2 separate regions of the Homo sapiens genome follow, and region 1 is linked to region 2. A link is an interaction called in ENCODE POLR2A ChIA-PET data of the cell type or tissue named here. Cell type or tissue: PC-3. All regions are shown on one strand. Links, peaks and the distances in the headings refer to the core of each region. The heading gives the core; the rest is flanking DNA.

What was found. ChIA-PET counts read pairs that join two places held together with the same protein. Peaks named below come from ENCODE experiments on the same cell type or tissue, not always from the same donor. Only the 100,000 strongest peaks of a DNase experiment are listed, where the experiment ranks them.
Region 1: POLR2A ChIA-PET joins it to region 2 with 20 read pairs; 2 of 35 experiments call an interaction of 5 or more read pairs at or near these places.

Annotation. Positions count from the first base shown.
Region 1 is chr12:46,946,355-46,957,049 of GRCh38, forward strand. It overlaps LOC124902924 (a long non-coding RNA gene), which reads left to right. Exons shown (of 2, transcript XR_007063285.1): 2 at 1,324-2,874. LOC124902925 (a long non-coding RNA gene) reads right to left here. Exons shown (of 2, transcript XR_007063287.1): 2 at 10,309-10,688. Among named protein-coding and RNA genes, the nearest start is that of SLC38A4, 130 kb to the left of the region's middle. In PC-3, for the core only: no CTCF peak of the experiment used is centred there; DNase peaks (open chromatin) are centred at 3,967 and 6,727; H3K4me3 peaks cover 591 bases; H3K27ac peaks cover 1,124 bases.
Region 2 is chr12:46,747,597-46,758,291 of GRCh38, forward strand. No RefSeq gene overlaps it. Among named protein-coding and RNA genes, the nearest start is that of SLC38A4, 73 kb to the right of the region's middle. In PC-3, for the core only: no CTCF peak of the experiment used is centred there; a DNase peak (open chromatin) is centred at 4,865; H3K27ac peaks cover 737 bases.

The sequences.
Region 1 (10,695 bases), core at 3,675-8,674, 200 kb after region 2:
ATTGAGTAGTGAGTGAACATGAAGGCCTAGGGCATTACTGTACTTTAAATATTTATACCGTTTAAATCTTTATACCATTACTTTAAATCTTTTACACCATACTTTTGCTGTACCTTTTCTATGTATGAATATGTTTAGATTCATGAATACCCAGCATTGTGTCATAATTGCCTACAGTATTCAGTACAGTAGCATGCTGTACAGGTTTGTAGCCTAGGAGCAGTAGACTTTACCATATAGTTTAGGTGTATAGTAGGTAGGCTATACCATCTAGGTTTGTGCAAGTATACTCTATGATGTTTGCACAATGACAAAATCACCTAGTGATGCATTCCCCAGAACATATTCTTGCTATTAAGAGATGCATAATATTGTGTGTATATATAAATATATTTGCACACACATATGTATAAGAAGTAAATAGAATAAAACAAGATAGATATTATAAATACTTGGAGGTCATGCCACAGGAAATTTCTTCCAATAAATGAGAAGTGAAATTGCCTCTGGTAGTTAAATTTTAAATCAACACATTACTAAGATAGGCAATCAGTCCCCTTAAAGAAAAAGTATGGCTCCCAGGCTGTGGTGTATGGGTCATGAAAGACAGGATGCATAACTGACCAAGGGCTCTAGCTTCCATGCTCTGAAATCATTCGCCATGTTGTACTGAGGCCAAGCTTCCCATGGGCTGCTCCCAGCCATGATTGAGTGCAACAGAAACACTAAGGCAGATGCATTTCTGCAAGATAGGGCATTTCTACAGCCCACTTTGCCACAAGTGACCCTTCTTGCCCCACATCCTGCCCCCAATACCTTGATGAACCTTCCTCCAACTGTAAATGTCTAAGATGCTTCCTCCTGCCCTTCCCCTTTCTCCTTCCTTCAGGGTCAGGCTTGCATCATAGACCAATGACTATCCCAGCTTTCCTCAGCTCCCTCCTTTAATAAAATCCATGCATGTTTAATCCCATCTTGACATGTACTTCCCGGACTAACACACAGACCAAACTATAATTGTATCATTGATTAATACACTAATGTAGCTTAAAAATAAAACATGTAAAATAAAACAGTAACCTCTCAGAAAGAGATTGGTCGGCTCTGGGAGCTGTGAAAAAAGGTGCCAAGCAAAGCTGAACCTGCTCAGTTCATGCTTCTGTGACAGAGGAGGTGACAGCAATGTACCAGCCCAAACACTATCCTTGTTTTTGCAATGGATATATCTGGTGCCATAAAATATTTAGTTCATCCAGTAACACACCTTGTTCTGAGTTCATGCTTTCCAGATGATGTTGAGTTGACTTTTTGACTTCCTCCTAGGCCTATCTCCAGGGAGCAATGTATTAGTTACATGGATGTAGCCCAGAGGGAATTTTTGGAAATTTGGAGAACTGCATTCTAGAGACTCAAAACTGTGACTGCTGAGTGGACCATCTATGGGCAAGAGCAGAATCACTGAATACTGGAGGAGGGTTGCAAGGTGGCCTGGTTTCTGTGGCAGTGATCTGGTAGGTTCTGCTGAGGAAAACTGGATGGTGTCTGGCATGTCTTCAGTAAGTAATAAATGCTAGCAAGCACTTTTGTTATTGGATTATGGCTGGAATTGTCATCTAAAGGGAGAAACGTTAAGTTTTCTTTAAAATATTATTATGTTAGTTTCCTAAGGCTGCCATACCAACCACTAACTAGATAAGTTAAAGCAAAAGAAATTTATTCTCACTGTTTTGGAGGCTACAAGTCTGAAAGGAAGATGTCAGCAGGGCGGGTGCCTTTCGGGGGCTCTGGGGGAGAATCTGTTTCATGTCTGTGTCCTGGCTTCTGGTGAACATAGGCAATGCTTGGTGTTCCTTGGCTTGTAGATGCATCACTCCAGTCTCTGCCTCCAGCTTCACGTGGCCTTCTGCTTGTGTATCTCTGTGGCTTCACATGGCTGTCTTCTCATAGAAACACCAGTCATATGGAATTAGGGGTCTACCCCACTCCACTATGACCTCATCTTAACTTATTACATCTGCAAGGACCCTATTCCCACATAAGGTCACATTCTGAGGTATTATAGGTTAGGATTTCAACATATTTTTGGGAGGACACACAATTCAACTCATATTGGACTTTATGACTCTATGAAATTACTCAAGAGAATAGCTTCATAATGCATGAGAAATAAAAATTGGGGTGATTCAAGACATTACAAACTTTATAGTTAATGTTTGTTCAAATTAACTTAAAGGAGGGGGTGGGACCCAGAGAAGGAAGGGGCTCAAGAGAGCTCATAGCTTATTTCTACAAAATAAAGAATTTCCTTGCTGTCTGTGAGCACTTGGCAACTTTAGGTTGAGGACTGTGCTCTGAATTGTCTTCTCATCTCACATCCCTGCCTAACTGTACACTTACATTTTGTCATACAATCCATCTCCACACATTTTCTTCCTTCACCTTTACCCCCACAATCCCTCCAATCCTGCCTGGAGGCTAAAGCAAATGAAATATATCTACTGTTCTGTACATTTAGCTAATAAAAGAACACTGAGTCTCCACATTCAAATTTCCTTGCAATGTTAGATTGCTTGCTCTAGTTTAGCCTATTAACTATGGGCAAAATACCTTGAATATATTTTATTTCTCTATTTTGTGACATTAACATTTGACTTTCAGCTAATCATTTAAATGTGTGGCACCGGAAAACACATCTTCATAATTGCCTCCTTATTTACATTCCTCAGGGCTGAAGCATGGCAATTTGAATGGATGCAGTTTAAGAATTAATATAGATAGACAAAAATGACAGAGGATTGTAAAGAGGCCCCATGGTTTTGGGAGCTATTCCCTGGCAATCCCTTGTGTTTGATTATAAAAAAAAAAAAAATAAAGGCAGATGTTGAGTGCTGTAGGCTATTCTGCATTTATGGAATTTTCCACTAGGTAATAAGCATTCAGGTCACATACACAGTGAGATTTTCTGCAGTGACAGTACAGATAATAAGGCTGTGCAACTTGGTGACAATTTGCTCCATTTAAGCAAACCATCAACTGGTGCATTTTTACAGCAATTGTCTCAGAAGCATGAGAGATGCTTTTGTGTGCATGTTTTAAATATGGATTCATTAGCACCCAAAGAACAATAGGATGCATTCTGAAATGCATCTTAATGAGAAATAAGCATTGATAGGTCTTCTGAGTTCATGTTTCTATACCACTTTTAAGCCATTAATTAATTAATGGTATTTCTTTGGTCAAATTTAGAAGTAAATAAACCTCTTCCCATTTTTCCTCTTTTTTTTTGAGATGGAATTTCACTCTGTGGCCCATGCTGGAGTGCAGTGGCACAATCTTGGCTCACTGCAACCTCCGCCTCCCAGGTTCAAGCAATTCTCCTGCCTCAGCCTCCCAAGTAGCTGGGATTACAAGCATGCACCACCACGCCCAGCTAATTTTTTTGTATTTTTAGTAGAGACAGGGTTTCACCATATTGGCCAGGCTGGTGTCGAACTCCTGACCTTGTGATCTGCCCACCTCAGCCTCCCAAAGTGCTGGGATTACAGGCATGAACCACCGCATCCAGCCCCTCTTCCCATTTTCTAGGAGTGGCTTTCCCAGAGCCAGATAACATAGTTTAAATATCCATTATTTCTACCAACTATTATTGGGTTAGTACAGAAGGTTTAGCATCTCCAACCCATTAAATGAGAAGATGAGAAAGAAAGGGATTATTAAAGCAATCCATTTTTATTTTTTAGTTCGGTGTATAATCTAGAGTCAAGATGAATGATTGTGTACTGTCCATTAATATCTGTGCTTACCACTCCTAGTTGCTAACCATCAATGTCATCTAACCTTTTGTGGCATATCTGTTGGACTTTTAAGTCTTTCTAAAAGATAATCTCCTTGGTATGCAATGTTGCGCTCGTAGAAGTATTCTTTTTCAACCCACTGCATATCAGCAAATCTGCCTTGGGGCTACATGAACATATGGGAACTGGCACAAAAATGCCTGGACTGGTGCAGCAGGAAGTCAGCCACTGCAGGGAAAGGATGGACATAACACTGAAGCTATCAAGCATATTAAAAGTTTCTTGCAATAAACAAGATAAAAAATGTCCAACACAATTACATCCAAAGAAATTTGTGGCAAGTCAGACTACTTCCTGAAAACATGCTTTTGCAAATAAAATTGATATTAAAATTTTACATAAATTTTCAAAGCCAGAACAAGTCTCAGAGAAATGATTGTGTGTGTGTGTGTGTGTGTGCGTGTGTGTGTACACATAGGTTCTCTTTGGAAAGAGAAAGACAGGAGCATGACATTACTGGAAGGAGCTTTAAGGAATATCAGGACACCTGGCTTCTGATCCTTTCTCTAATCTCACTAGTTCTGAGTGTGAACATTCAGATGAGTTCTGTGAGAAGGAACAAGATGCACTGAAGTTACTTCAAGAAAAAGGAGGATCTTCGAGGGGTAAGCATGGATTAGAAATGAGCAAAAACTCAGAAACAGACACAGGCTGATGGATTCATTCTCTCTCTCTCTCTTTTCAGTACCTCCTGGCTTTGGCATCTTAAGTTCTCCTTGCACTTCTGCATCTCCCTCTGCTGTCTACATACCTGCACTGTCCAATACAGGAACCACCAAGCACATGTGGCTATTCAGATGTAAACATACATTAAATAAAATTAAATAAAATTTATTCAGTTCCTCAGTTGCACTTGCTATGTTTCAAGTGCTCAACAGCCAACCTGTGGCCAGTGGATATTGCATTGGAGGACACCAATTATAGAATTTCCGTCATGCGGCCAGGCACAGTGGCTCATGCCTGTAATCCCAGCACTTTGGGAGGCTGAGGTGGGTGGATCACATAAAGCCAGGAGTTCGAGAACAGCCTGGCCAACATGGTGAAAACCCGTCTCTACTAAAAATACAAAAATTAGTTGGGTGTAGTGGTGCTCATCTGTGATCCCAGCTACTCAGGAGGCTGAGGCATGAGAATGCCTTGAATCTGGGAGGGGGAGGTTGCAGTGAGCTGAGGTCGCACCACTGCAATCCAGCCTGTGTGACAAAGCAAGACTGTCTCAAAAAAAGCAAAACAAACAAAAATTTCCATCATCTCAGAATGGCCTGCACTCCATTCTGTGGCCATTTCTCAATAATCCTGCTCTTTGTTTACCTCCACTTTACTGATTAGAAAAGTGAGGCTCAGAAATGCAAAGATTCAGGTCCAAAGTTTACGTAACTAATAAGCAGCAGAACACTCAATCCTCCAAATTAATTACTCAATTGCCTCCAAATTAATTATTTTTAAGCTACTATATCACATTTACTCTAAGTCAGTAACGAGTTTTCTTTCTGTATTAAAAATAAAGAATGAGGCTGGGCGTGGTGGCTAACACCTGTAATCCCAGCACTTTGGGAGGCCGAGGCGGCCAGATCACAAGGTCAGGAGTTCGAGACCAGCCTGACCAACATGGTGAAACCCTTTCTCTACTAAAAATACAAAAATTAGCTGGGCGTGGTGACACATGCCTGTAATCCGAACTACTCAGGAGGCTGAGGTAGGAGAATCACTTGAACCCAAGAAGCGAAGGTTGCAGTGAGCCAAGATTGTACCACTGTACTCCAGCCTGGGTGAAAGAGTGAGACTGCATCTCAAAAAAACAAAATAAAATAAAGAATGAGTAGTTAAAAATAACACAATTTAAAATAAACACTGACCAGGTGCAGTGGCTCATGCCTGTAATCCCAGCACTTTGGGAGCCCATAAAAAGAAGATTGCATGAGCCCCAGGGTTCGAGGCTTCAGTGAGCTCAGATTGTGCCACTGCACTCAGCCTGGGTGACAGAGTAATAAAACAAAAATAAAATAAACACTCCAAAATTAGATTTAATTATTTGATTTCCTAAGGTAAGCAAAGGAAAAATTGCATCATTAATCAAATTATCAGTGTGTTGATGGTTTCAATTTAGTGTTAAAAATGGTTACTTTTGGTTTTTTAGTTTTGGACCTTTCCTTTGACCTGGATGGTCAAAAATTGGGACTTTTTTGTTTTCATTTTCTCCCTAGAATACAGAGATGAAAATAGTAAAAGACTAGGAAGCATGAAACCTGGAATATAGCCCTGGGTATGCAGCTAGCTAACTGGATATGACTTTGGACAGGTCAGTTACATTCTGGGTCAGTTTCCTTAGCAGTCAAAAGACAACTTCGATGAGTTTCTGTATTCAGGATTGGTGTTTACTTGGTATGTTCCAGTGTGGCCACACTGTTTATTAAATTATTGAAGTAGTCCCATACCAGTTGGCAAACAGCACCCCTTCTCTAGCCATCTAGCTCTTCCTCTGGGATCCTCCCACCACCCCACGATGTAAAACTTGAAGGGTTGATGGCTGAAAAAATATTGGCCTCTCAAGACTCTGCTGCAGCCCACAGCTGGCATTCACTCCAATTGTCAGTTTTCATGCCTTAATGATTGTTAAATATTTTTGATCCTGTACATCCTGCACACATCCAAATATATGTTTACAATGTTCCCATTTATAGTGTGTACAGCTTGCTTGTTCGGTTCAGTTAAAGTTTGAAGTATAGACTCAAAGTTGATAAACTATTTAAGTTGCCTATGAGGCTTTCAGCCAATAAGTCAGACAGCTTCTTCCCTTTGAAAAGTGGGCAGGTAGGAAAATAAGGATGAGGTTACAGTGTTCACTTTCTGGATTGCTCTCCCATATGTCAATAGCTATAAGTTCTGTGAATAAATATATGCTGTCTGAATCACTCTACATTCACAGCCAGCTTTGTCTCTTAAATGTATTTAGATAATGGGACACCTCCCCTAAAAATCTAAAAAAAAAAAAAAAAACACAGTTTAAATTATCATCTTTGGCATTTAATAAATGTCAAGATCATTGAATCAGATTCTCTTCTTATGACTCACTTTATACTTCTTGAACCAACATTAATCTACCTCCTAAGGCACATAATAACTACAGGGGTAGAAGGGTAGAACATCCAATAATTTATTCATTAAGTTCCAGTCACTGCTGGTTTTAAAAGACAGATCTGTTAGCTTCTCATTTCAAGGTCTCTCTCTCTATTCTCCTTTTAAAGATAATAATGCAATTTCTATGTTGCTAAGAAGGAACAATGTTTAGATTATATTTCAATCCAAATTCTCAAGTTCCAAACTGTTTTCAGAAATTTTGTCATTAGTCTTTCAAATACTGCCTTTGATAGGTAACTAAGGGTTTCTTTCATTAAGCTTAGCTTATCTGCTAGTTTTCCTCAGGATAGCTGCAGAAGCTCTTGGCATCACATCTTCACACACCAAAGTAAAAAGATAGGAAATATTTCCCAGAAGTCATCTTAGCTTATCCTACATCACACTGTCCAGTATTGAGTCTTTCATAAGTCAATCATTGGAAAGGAAGAAGGGATCACCATGACTGGCTAAGACGAATCAAGATCTACCCAGTGGGTCTAAGGCTGGGACCAACTTAGCTTGAGCATTTAGCTTCATAAAGGATTTTGTTTTGTTAGTAAAAAAGAAGATGCAAATGGTTGTTGGGTAGGTAATTATTATACTAGCATCTGCTACACATAACAGCTCTGTGGGATAGACGTATTTATTTCTCACAGTTTATAGTTGAGTGTACTGTGATTCGACATGGTAAGCAACATGCCCAAAAACTAGCAGTGGTCCACGGTGGAGCTGTGATTTGAACTAAAGTCTGTCTGGCACTTACATGGCTGCACCAAGTTACTATGCTCTACTAATTTCCAGGTCGTGTATTATATTCACTAAAGATATTGGGCTCCAGCTCACAGTCTTTCTTCTCACCAAAATCCCTCTTATTACCCAGGGAGATCTCCATCAAATCCTAGCCACATTTCCTGACCCCACCTGCAATAGACTTTGCTACCACCTCACTGTAGCCTCTCACTCCCTTGGCCTTACCCTCAGTAACTATTCTAATGTTGAATCTTGAATTCTAGTATCTCATGCTCTGACAGCCTCTCATACTTCCAGCCTGTCTTATTCCCACTACACCTGTTCTTTAAGGTCCCAGAGTTCTCCAACCTCCCCTCCATCTGGAATGTCTACTTCAATATATGAAATTGAAGATGTCTCAAAGCTCCACGCAGACCCCTTTCTCTGAAAGAAGAGAATGAGGCTCAGAATGCTGACACAAGTAGCCTAATGTCCCACGGCTAGTAACTGCAGTGTCAGGACTGGACCACTGGGCCCTTGTGGGTTCCAAGTCAGGCCAATGTTTTGTTTTCTTCCTACACTATCTCTTTAGGTTGAAACTTTTCTCCTGGTAAAGATTTTTAAATATCTTGGGTTGGAACAATATTTTAAGATATTAGCAATTTATACTTAAGTGTAACATGCTTTATATTTTAAAAAGATTTTACAACATATTTTGCTAATGTCTAGAAAAGGCTACAGTGATGAGAAGCTGCTAAGATGGGAAAATGTTTTGCCAATTTCCATGCTGAGAACTGGATAGCTGAATAACTGAGTGGTCAGAGGCAGACAAGTGTTCACTCTTGGGGAATTTATAGGCTAGATAGTTTAAAAAATAGCCTAAGTTCTCTAAAGTTCTCTTCAAAATAGATGTTTTCATAGATTAACTTGTTTTAAAATAAATACAAAGGAGCAGGCATAAGATGATGTTGCATTTTCCTTAGTAGCTGATCTCTGAAAGACATTGCTTAGATTTCTATTTTGAAATTAAAACAAACAAACAAATAGCATACATTGCAATATGAAAATACTCAATGATGCTATATATATACTTTAAGTTCTGTGATACATGTGCAGAATGTGCAGGTTTGTTACACAGGTATTCATATGCCATGGTGGTTTGCTGCGCCCATCAACCCGTCATCTATATTAGGCATTTCTCCTAATGCTATCCCTTCCCTAGCCCCCCACCCCCTGACAGGTCCCGGTGTGTGATGTTGCCCTCCCTGTGTCCATGTGTTCTCATTGTCCAACTCCTACTTATGAGTGAGAACATGTGGTGTCTGGTTTTCTGTTCCTGTATTAGTTTGCTGAGAGTGATGGTTTCCAGCTGCATCCAAGTCCCTGCAAAGGATATGAACTTATCCTTTGTTATGGCTGCATAGTATTCCATGGTGTATATGTGCCACATTTGCTTTATTCTTATGAGACAGAACTTCCTAGGGTATGACTATTTAGTTTGATTGATCTGAAATTATGGATTTCAATAATTTGGAGATGAGACCTTAGTATTTCCAAATGTATGCAAATATTGCTTTCATAATGCACTTGATGGGTCTGAAATAGGAATAGCACTGGGCAGGCACAGGAGGATAGAAAACCCCCAACCACAGCTAAAACAATAACTAGGCAAATAAACCATGGGCTGATGGAAAACCCAAAAGAAGGGACAACAAATGGCCAAAATCCTGGTCAGGTTGACATATCTATGACTCTTTCTGGCAAACCCGAAAAAGAGAAAAAGGGGATGGTAACAAGGGTCCCCGAAATCCTCTCCTTTTCCAGAATGATTATTCCACCCCCTAATTAAAGAAACACCCATAAAATTAAAAACCTAAACTTAATTGTGTGTGATTTGTTCTCGTCAGCACGCCTGCACTTCTCTCTCAACTGTGTACTTTCATTTTTGGAATCAAAGCTTCTTGCCTTTCGCATCATTCGGACTCATCCCCGAATTCTTTTGAACCAGGACACCAGCTGAGGCTGGGGTCTCACTGGCATCTGAAGGCCCTCCGAGCCCTCTAGCAACAGGCAGCAGGCCTTCTTAGTTACGTTTGCTGGCTTGATTAGAATCATATTGCCTTGCACAGTGATAAGCACCTAAACTGATATTAGCTTCAAGAAAACATGAAAGTGTTGATTAACAAAAAAAAAAAAATTAGGTGTTAAGGGTCCCCAAAATACTCTGCTTTGGTTTAATGTATATCGACTACAAAACATCTTTTGAGGCAAGTTTTACCTGTGTAATCAACAGTATTACTGTTTGGTGTGATGTGAAAAGACAAGGATTTTAGAAGATTTTGTGTATGTGTCTTCATGAAACTGCATTGGAAACAGCACATGGGAAGTGAAAAAGAGAAATTTCATAGATACCGTTTGCAATTCTTAGTTAAGCTAGAAACAAAGAGGATCCTGATAATTTAAACATTTGTTTAAATTGTTTCTAATTCCTGTGGTCTGGGAACAAATCCCCAACCTAGCTTCAGTTACCCTCCTCCACACCACTCCATTGACGAAAAGGGGGAAGAAGGAAACTGGGTGGGGGGAAGAATGCGGAAGGAGAAGGAGGTGCAGAAAATTTTGTTTAATTGGGGTTGTAAAAAACAGCAGATGATTCAATATCTCCCTGAGGTTTTTACTGTAGATCACAGAAAGGAATGTGGAAAAACTCTTTTCATGACTTCCACCTCCTAGTAGGATTTGCCTCAGTGGTAGGCCTGCCAACAGTGGCCATGGGTCCTGGACAGAGGATACATGTGCTGTCTGGCCCACTGGTCTGTGGTCATTTCCTATCTTTTTTTAGGGTCTGATGCTATTTTAAGTGTGCCTCTTGACTGTGTGGGTATCACAGACACATTTCTCTGCTGTCCGGTTGCAGAACGGGTCTACTTTTTGACCATGCATATTGTAGACAGTCCATGGAGGTGAGACAGGGATGGTCCTTAAAACCTAGAAA
Region 2 (10,695 bases), core at 2,936-7,935:
TGATTCATCACATAAAAAGAACTAAAGACAAAAAAAACATGATTTTCTCAATAGATGCAGAAAAGTCTTCTGATAAAATTCAACATTCCTTCATGTTAAAAACTCTCAATAAACTAGGTATTGAAGGAACATACCTCAAAACAAATCCACAGCCAACATCATACTGAATGAACAAAAGATGAAAGCATTCCCCTTGAAAACCAGCACAAGACGAGGTTGCCCTCTCTCACTACTCCTATTCAACATAGTGTTGGAAGTCCTTGCCAGAGCAATCAGGCAAGAGAAAAATAAAGGGCATCCAAATAGGAAGAGAGGAAGTCAAACTATTCCTGTCTACAGATGACATGATTCTATACTAGAAAACCCCATAGTCTCAGTCCAAAAGCTCCTTCAGCTGACAAACAACTTCAGCAAAGTTTCAGAATACAAAATCAATGTACAAAAATAACCGGCATTTCTATACACCAACAATAGCCAAGGTGAGAGCCAAATCAGGAAGGCAATCCCATTCACAATTGCCACAACAGAAGTAAAATACCTAGGAATATAGCTAACCAAGGAGGATCTGTACAATGAAAATTACAAAACACTGCTCAAAAAGTCAGAGATGACACAAACAAATGGAAAAACATTCCATGCTTGTGGATAGGAAGAATCAATATCATGAAAATGGCTATAGTGCCCAAAGCAATTTTCTATTTTGTTATTCCTATCAAACTACCAATGACATTCTTCACCTAACCAGAAAAAAAGCTATTTTAAAATTCATGTAGAACCAAAAATGAGTCTGAATACCCAAGGCAATCCTAAGCAAAAAAGAACAAAGCTGGAGGCATCATGTTATCCAACTTCAAACTATGCTATAAGGCTATAGTAACAAAAATGCATGGTACTGGTACAAAAACAGGCACATAAACCAATGGAATAGAATAGAGAACCCATAAATAAGGCTGCATGCCTACAACCATCTGCTCTTCAACAATGCTGACAAAAAAAAGCAATGGGGAAAAGATTCCCTATTCAATAAATGGTCCTGGGATCACTGGCTAGCCACGTGCAGAAGATTGAAACCAGACCTTTCCCTTACATCACATAGAAAAAATAACTCAGAATGGATTAAAGACTTAAACATAAAGCCCAAAACTATAAAAGCCCTTGAAGATAACCTAGGCAACACCATCCTGGACATAGGAATGGGCAATGATTTCATGACAGAGATGCCAACAGATATAGCAACAAGAGCAAAAATGGACAAGTGGGCTCTAATTAAACTTAAGAACATCAGTACAGCAAAAGAAACTGTCAACAGAGTAAATAGACAACCTATAGATGGGAGAAGATATTTACAAACTATGCATCTGACAAAAGTCTAATATACAGCATCTGTAAGGAACTTAAACAAATGTACAAGAGAAAAACAACCACATTCAAAAGTGGGCAAAGGAAATGAACAGACACTTCTCAAAAGAAGACATACATGTGGCCAAGTATATGAAAAAAAGCTCATTATCATTGATCATTAGAGAAATGCACATCAAAACCATCTCACACCAGTCAGAATGGCTACTATTAAAAAGTCAAAAAATAGCAGATACTGGTGAGGTTGTGGAGAAAAGGGAACAGTTATACACTGTTGTTGGGAGTGTAAATTAGTTCAGCCATTGTGGAAAGCAGTGTGCAATTCCTCAAAGAGCTAAAAGCAGAACCACCATTTGACCCAGCAATTCCATTACTGGATATATACCCAAAGGAATATAAATACCATAAAAACACATAGATGCAAATATTCACTATAGCACTATTCACAATAGCAAAGACATGAAATCAACCTAAATACTAATCAATGACAGATTGGATAATGAAAATGTGGTACATATACAACGTGGAATACTACGCAGTCATAAAAAAGAATGAGATCGTGTCTTTTCTGGGAACATGGATGGATCTGGAGCCTATTATCCTTAACAAACTAACGAAGGAACAGAAAACTAAATACCACATGTTCTTACTTAAAAGTGGGAGCTAAATGATAAGAATTCATGAATACAAAGAAGGAAACAACAGACACTAAGGTCTCCTTGAGGGTGAAGGGTGGGAGGAGGGAGAAGAGCAGAAAAGGTGACTATTGAGTACTAAACTTAGTAACTGGTGATGAAATAATCCGTATAACAACCTCTCCTGCCCGTCTCATGAGTTTATCCATATAACAAACCTGCACATGTACCCCTGAACCTAAAATAAAAGTTTAAAAAAAGAACAGTTTGGCACAAATTATACTGCAGCTAAAATTGTATTTGGTAGAGTTTGTCCAACATTTAATGGGTGAATATAATTAACCCTATCTGGTAGGTCAATTCTTTCATCTACCTATGAGAATACTCTTAAGGTAATCCACAATAATTGACCATTTTGTTTCCATTCTTCTAAAAACTAAAAATAAAAGTCAAATGGCCTTTAAAAATGTGTTACATATGCACTGTGGAATGCTACAGAGCCATAAAAAGGAACAAAATCATGTTCTTTCCAGCAATATGGATGCAGCTGAAGGCTATTATCCTAACCAAATTAACCCGGGAGTAGAAAACCAAATACATTGTGTTCTCACTTACAAGTGGGAGCTAAATATTGGTCATTCATAAACATAAAGATGGGAACAATAGACACTGGGGACAACTAGAAGGGGGAGAAAGAACAAGGGGCAAAGGCTAAAAAACTACCTATCACGTATATGCTGACTACCTTGGTGATGGGATCATTTGTACCACAAACCATCTCACACAAAATACCCATGTAACAAACCTGTACATGTATGCTCTGAATCTAAAATAAAAATTGAAACAAATTTTAAAAAGAATATATATAGGTAAGTATGAATGACAAGTGTCAAAATGGACTGCAACTGTCAAAAACAATTCTGGCAAAATCCATGTGGTAGGGAGTGATTTGGGTGGAGAACAACATGGAGCTGATATAGTAAAATTAAATAATAATTATCTCACTGGAATAAATTGAGAATTGAGGAGATAATGAAATCAGTTTTGGAACTGTGCAAAACTTCATCTGGTGAAGGATTGAAATCTGAGTCTCAATAAACAAAGACACAGCAGTCATAATATAATTTACAGAAAGAAAACACAAACAGCAAACAAATATAGCTTTAAAATGTTTAGCCTCTCTAGTGGTTTAAGAAATAAGAATCCAAATGATCTTAAGTTACTATTTGCTACTTATTAAAATAAAAACAATAAATATATAAAAACAAATATATTTATACATATTTATAAAAATATATTAAAAATATATACAAATATATATAAAAATTGTGTATATATAAGTAAACATATATGTATATATTATTTATATATGTATGTATATATTATATATAGTGTACATGTATGTATGTGTGTGTATATATATATTATGTGCATATATATATATACGATGTAGTGCTGACAAGCCAGAGGGAAAATGGTATACTCAATTCCCATTACTCACAATAAAAACAGTTACAGTTCAAAAACCAAATGAAAAGAAGGAAGGAAAGAAGGAAGGAAGGAAGGAAGGGATTGGTTCACTTTCCCGGGAAGGAGGGAAGGAAGGAAAGAAGGAAGGAAGGAAGGAAGGAAGGAAGGAAGGAAGGAAGGAAGGAAGGAAGGAAGGAAGGAAAGGAGGGAGGGAGGGAGGGAGGGAGGGAGGGAGGGAAGTGATTGGTTCAGTTTCCCAGGAAGTAACCTCTGGTTGAGAGTGGGCCCCACAGCACTTCTATGCTTATCTACACCTTACATTGCTTATCTTGTTACTCTTTAGTGCTATTAAGTAATGATCTGTGTGTGCTTTGTATTCCCTGAGTAGATGGCAATCTCTTCAAAGTAAAGCTCTGTGCTCTCCATTTATTCCACAATTCCTTCTCCAACTCAATTGTGACCATGATTAACTTTGTTCACTCAAAACATTCAATTACATGCTTGCTGAATAATAGGGGAAAATATTGTGTTATTTCCACTCAGATTTGGGAGGTAAAAGCCAAGGTAATATGGTAGAAGAAGAATTTGCTACATGTAAGAGTTTTGTATGGCAGAATTGGCATTTTCAAGTCAGAGAAAAAACAACTGATTACCTATGAGGAAAAAAAGTATGCTCAATCTTGATACCATATTCAAAAATAAATTACAGATAAAGTCCTAAATTTTTTTTAAAGTTTAAAACAATGTATTTATTTCCTTGGGCTTGGAAGAAAAATTAAAGTAGAAAAATGATGAATTAGACCACACCAAAATAAAAAGCTACTGTATGAAAAAAAGACATTTTAAAAGATGCTAAAAATCCAGGGACAGGCTTTAAGAAAGTATTTGTCATATATGACAGGCAATTATTATCCAGGATATATAAAAGTATGAATAGGTAAGAAACATTCTAGTTGGTCAGAATGTAAAATTGTGCAGGCACTATGAAAAACAGTGTGAAGTTTCCTTAAAAAATTAAAAATAGAATTACCATATGACTCAGCAATCCCACTTCTGCATATACATCCAAAAGTATTGAAAATAAGATCTCAAAGACATATTTGCACACCCATGTCCATTGTAATATTATTCACAATAGCCAAGAGGTAGAAGTAACCTAAATGTGCACAGATGAGTTAATGGATAAAGAAAATGTGGTATATACATACATATAATGGAATGTTATTCAGCCTTATAAAAGGACATCCTGTCATATGCTACAACATGGATAAACCTTGAGGACATTATGCAAAGTGCAATAGGCCAGTCACAAAAATGATAAACCTTGAGGACATTATGGAAAGTGAAATAGGCCAGTCACAAAAAGACAAACACTGCATGATTCTATTTATATAAGGTATGAAAAGTAACCAAATTCATAGAAGCAAAAAGTAGAATGGTGGTTGCCAGGGGCTGGAGATAGAAGAAAGAAAGGGGGAATTGTTCAATGGGTATAGAGTTTCAGCTTTGCAAGATGAAAAAGTTCTGGAGATCTGTTGCACAATAAGGTGCTTATGGTTAACACTACTGTACACATAAAAAGTGGTTAAGATGGTAATCTTTATACTATGTGGTTTTTTCCCACAATTAATAATCAGAGCTTTAAATCTCAGTTTGAGAGAAGTTTTCTATGTAAATACTCCAGGAAGAAGATAACATTTGGCTTATATTCAGTCGTAGATATAAATGCGTGATATAAGACCTTATTCTAATAGCAGGTTTTCATAGCAGGAAGAATGGCTGAGAGCTTGAAACTTTGGGGCTTCTGAAGGGGCAAGTGGGTGCAAGAGTGATCCAAATGTGTAAGCAAATGCTGTTGCCGGTGCAGTAGGTCAGCAATGTCTGTAATGGTGAGGAGGGCACATTTAGGCATTCACCAATATGTTTGATTGGTAGATCATGTTCCTACAAAATTTTCCAAGGAATGAAGGAATGTTTGGAAAATGATTTTTTTTTTTTGAGTCAGGGTCTTTCTCTGTCACCCAGGCTGGAGTGCAGTGCACTATCATAGCTCACTGCAGCCTCCAATTCCAGGGCTCAAGCAATACTCCAGCCTCATTCAACCTCCTGAGTAGCTGGGACTATTGGCATGCACCACAATGCCTGGCTAATTTTTCTTTATTTTTAGTAGAGACGAGGTCTTGCTATGTTAACCCAAGCTGATCTCAAACCCCTGAGCTCAAGTGATCTGCCCACCTAGGCCTTCCAAAGTGCTGGGATTACAGGCATAAGCCACCATGCCTGACCTTGACATGCTTTTTTTTTATTTTTTAAATATCTCTAGTCACCTAATTTGCTGAAAGCTAAATTTAAAAAAACTCTGCGTTGCATGATAATACTTAATTCTGTGCTAAGTGCGTTTCCCATTGCAGAGTAGTACCACCATACTTAGTATTAAGGAGATTATAACATATCAAAATTTTAAATGAACTAAGAAAGCATGAAAATTATGGAATACTAATGCCATCTTTTGATGGAAGAACCTGGAAACAAAAACAGGACACTCAAATCAATTTTTCTTAAACTATAACTTTATTTGGGCAAGAGAATTTTCCCTAAATAAAGCTATCATTTTTAAACACCTTAGGACAAACTATTTTTTCAAATAAAATTTTATGTCAGAATAGTCTTGTGTAAGTGGTTTTCTATTCTCCCATCTTCTCATTATTACGAATATTTGCTTTATTGATATATATATCTCAGTTACTCCCTGTGACTAAACTGCTCTCTCTGCTTGAAATCAGAAGACTTATTTTAGGTAATTTAAAATTTATATTAGCACAGTGTCTATACCAAATTGGTAATGCAGATTTATGTAAAAAAAGAGGAAAAGAAACATTCTAACAGAAAAAATGGTCAAAGAATATAAACAAGCACTTTCAATGATTAAACAGTGGCTGTAAATATATTGCTAAATATGTAATCAGCTTTATGCAAATTAAAACAATGAGATACTGTATCTAGCCATCATAAAGGCAAATATTAAATAATAATAATATTGAGGAGTTATAAAATTGTGTGAAAATAACAACTCTTATATACTGCTGGTAAACGAATAAATTGATGCATTTATTTTTTTAGAATAATTTGGCAGTTTCTATTAAGTTAAAGATGTGCATGCTATATGATCCAGCTGGAGAAACACTTGCATATGCATATGTGGAGATGTGTCATGATCTGCATAACTCCATGTAGTATTTTTGTAATAATAAAAAAATTATGAATAATGAATGATCATTACTTGAGGAATAGTTAAATAAAATGTGATAAATTTATACACTAGAATTACAGTAGTTAAAGCAATAAATTACACCTGTATACTATAAATGGACTTAAATCTCCAAAAATTACTACTGAATAAGAAAAAGAAAGTTATAAAATAGATACAGTATATAAATTTATGTTATAAAATATCATAAAACAGAAACCAGTCTTTTGCAGCAATGTAAATGGAACTGGAGGTCATTATCCTCAGTGAAATAACCCAGAAACAAAGTCAAATACCATATGGTCTCACTTATAAGTGGGAAATAAACAATAGGTACACGTGGACATACAGAGTGGGATAACAGACATTGAAGACTACAAAACGTGGGAGGAGAGTGAGGACTGAAAAATTACCTATTGGGTACAATGTTCCCTCTTCAGATGATGGGTACACTAAAAGTCCAGAGTTCATCATGATGCAATATATGCATGTCAGAAATCTGCACTTGGACCTCCTAAATATATACAAATGAAAAATTTTAAAGTAAACACGACATAAAACAATTGTATTTTTAATCTATGATATGAACATATAAAAAGAGGTCTGGAAGGATGCACAGCAAACTCTTAGTAGTGGCTTTCCCAGAAAGTGTGAAAGGGAAGCAGCCTCTTAAATGCCCAGAACTGACCCAGGGCCACTTTGAATACATTCTATTGGTCAAAGCAAGTTAAGGTCAGTCCAGCTGCAAGGTGACTTCCCCTCTTCATGGGAGGAGCAGAAGGTGTGGCATGCACCTGCTGTGGGGTGGTGGAATTGATGGCAACCATTTTTGGAAATTGGTGAGACTGTAAACTAGTTCAACCATTGTGGAAGTCAGTGTGGCGATTCCTCAGGGATCTAGAACTAGAAATACCATTTGACCCAGCCATCCCATTACTGGGTATATACCCAAAGGAGTATAAATCATGCTGCTATAAAGACACATGCACACGTATGTTTATTGCGGCACTATTCACAATAGCAAAGACTTGGAACCAACCCAAATGTCCAACAATGATAGACTGGATTAAGAAAATGTGGCACATATACACCATGGAATACTATGCAGCCATAAAAAATGATGAGTTCTTGTCCTTTGTAGGGACATGGATGAAATTGGAAATCATCATTCTCAGTAAATTATCGCAAGAACAAAAAACCAAACACCGCATATTCTCACTCGTAGGTGGGAATTGAACAATGAGATCACACGGACACAGGAAGGGGAACATCACACTCTGGGGACTGTTGTGGGGTGGTGGGAGAGGGGAGGGATAGCATTGGGAGATATACCTAATGCTAAATGACGAGTTAGTGGGTGCAGCGCACCAACATGGCACATGTATACATATGTAACAAACCTGCACAATGTGCACATGTACCCTAAAACTTAAAGTATAATAATAATAAAAAAAGGAAATTGTCTACTATATTTTCCTTCCCCCATTTTAGGCAATTGGCATCCTCCAGCTCTTGGCTCCTTTGCTTCCCTCTGTATCTCCCATCAAAGTTTGCTTTAAAGAAAGATTTTGTAGGAATGCTTTACTTGAATTGTGGATTTAAAACAAGACATGTCACTCCTAACAGACATTTACATTTGATATCTCTCTCTGATCATGGAAATAAATGCTCTATCGCTCTTTAAGGCAAGTTCAGGCGTCAGCAAGTGGGGGAAGAGCTTCTTGGAGTCTTGCTGTTAAGTCTCATCTCATCATTTTCTAAGTGCTTCACCTCCTCCACCTTCTTAAAAGCTGGCTGGAGATAAAAGGGTAATGTCACCCTGGAAGGACTGAGCTCTTAATTCACAGATGTTGCTCCAGAGCTTGGGTCTCAGCTTCTGATGACTTGTTCATTGTTACCTGGAACAGAACTGTCCTGTAACCACATTCCCATGGCTTTATGATCCACAATTAGGAGATTGACTATGTCAGATACCAAATAGAAGGAGAGAGACAATAAGAATTCATTTAGTAATCTATCCAAATATATTTGTTGAGATCCATGTAGCTGAGAGCTATGCAAAGTACTGGGTGTACCAGTAGAAAACAAGATAGGCAGCATCTGTCCTCACAGAGCTTATGGTCTGGTGGGCTATACAGACAAGGAGAAAATATGGGTAATACATGTTAGGTATAAATAAAAAGAAATTATGAGGTGCTATGGGAAGACTATGCGGAGTCTAATTAGTGGTATGCTTGGTCTAATTACTGGCTCTACCAAAAAAAAAATTAAAAAAGGAAAAAAAAAGAAAAAAGCTCCTGATTTATAGTGTTTGTCAATTTCCATGGTGTAAAGATTCCCACCAATTTCAAGCAGCAACATGACATCACTGAATGGAGCTACAAAAAAATGAACAGTACTTTTTTCTTATCGACAGGGGCTGTATTCCAAGACCCCCAATGGATGCCTGAAACCATGGCTAGTACTAAACCCCATGAACACTATGTTTTTTTCTATACATACCTATGGTAAAATTTAATTTATAAATTAGGCATAGTAAGTGGTTAACATCTTTTAATATAATAGAACAATTATAATAATATACTGTAATAAAGTTACATAAATGTGGACTTTCTCTCTCTCAAAATATATTATTGCATGTAATATTTTCAGACTGTGGTTGACCGTGGGTAACTGAAACTATGGAAAGTGGAACCATAGATCAGCAGGAACTATTGTACAAGCCAACAACAGGGCCCTATCGGATCTAAGCCATTTAAGGTAGGAGAATGGAGATGTCAGGAAGGCTTTCTGGAGGAAGGGCCATCTAAGATGAGAACTGAAGGATGAGAAAGAATGAGTCAGATGAAGACAGTCACAGAGAAATATTCCATGTGTAGACAACAGCATGTGTCAAGGCCTGAAAGGCGAGAAAGGACCTTTCACACCTGGAGAATGACCAATCAATGTGGATCAAGGGCATGGTGCTGAGTGATATGTGTGTGTGAAGGTAGATGGGGAGGGGTGTGTGTACATGGGCTTTGTATGTAGTGTGGTGTGTATATATGCATGAAATTGTGTGTACGTGTGTATAGTATGTTATCTGTGTATGGTGTGTGTGTTTATGCACATGTGCATGTAGTACAATGAGAGTGTGTGTGTGTGTGCATGCATGCTGGTGTCTTATTCAACTCCAGCTGCCATAACAAAATACTATACACTGGGTGGATTGAACAGCAGATATTTATTTCTCACAGTTCTAGAGGGTAGGAAGTCTGAGATCAAGGGAGCAGTGGATTTGGTGTTTGGTGAGAGCCTCTTCCTGGCATGCAGTTGACTACCTTCTCACTGTCTTCACATGGCAGAGTGAGAGCTATGGTCTCTTTCTCTTCTTATAAGTACACTATTCTCATTACAGGAGCCCTACTCTCATGACCTCCTCCAAACCTAATTATCTTCCAAAAGCCCTGCTTTCAAATACCATCACTGTTATGGTTTGGCTGTGTCCCCACCCAAATCTCATCTTGAATTGTAGCTCCCATAATTCCCTCATGTTGTGGGAGGGAGCCAGTGGGAGATAATCAAATCACGGTGGGGTGGTTTCTTCCATACTTTTCTCATGGTAGTGAATAAGTCTCATGAGATCTTATGGTTTTATGATGAAAAACCCTTTTTATTTGGTTTTCATTCTTCTCTTGTGGGCCACCATGTGAGACGTGACTTTTACCTTCTGCCACGATTGTGAGGCCTCCCCAGCTATGTGGAACTGTGAATCGATTAAACCTCTTTCTTTTGTAAATTGCTCAATCTTGGGTATGTCTTTATTAGCAGTGTGAAAATAAATTAATACAATAAATCAGTACCAGTAGAGTGGGGCACTGCTGAAAAGATACCCAAAAATATGCAAGCAACTTTGGAACTGGGTAACAGAGGTTGAAACTCTTTGGAGGGCTCAGAAGAAGACAAGAAAATGTGGAAAAGTTTGGAACTTCCTAGAGATTTGTT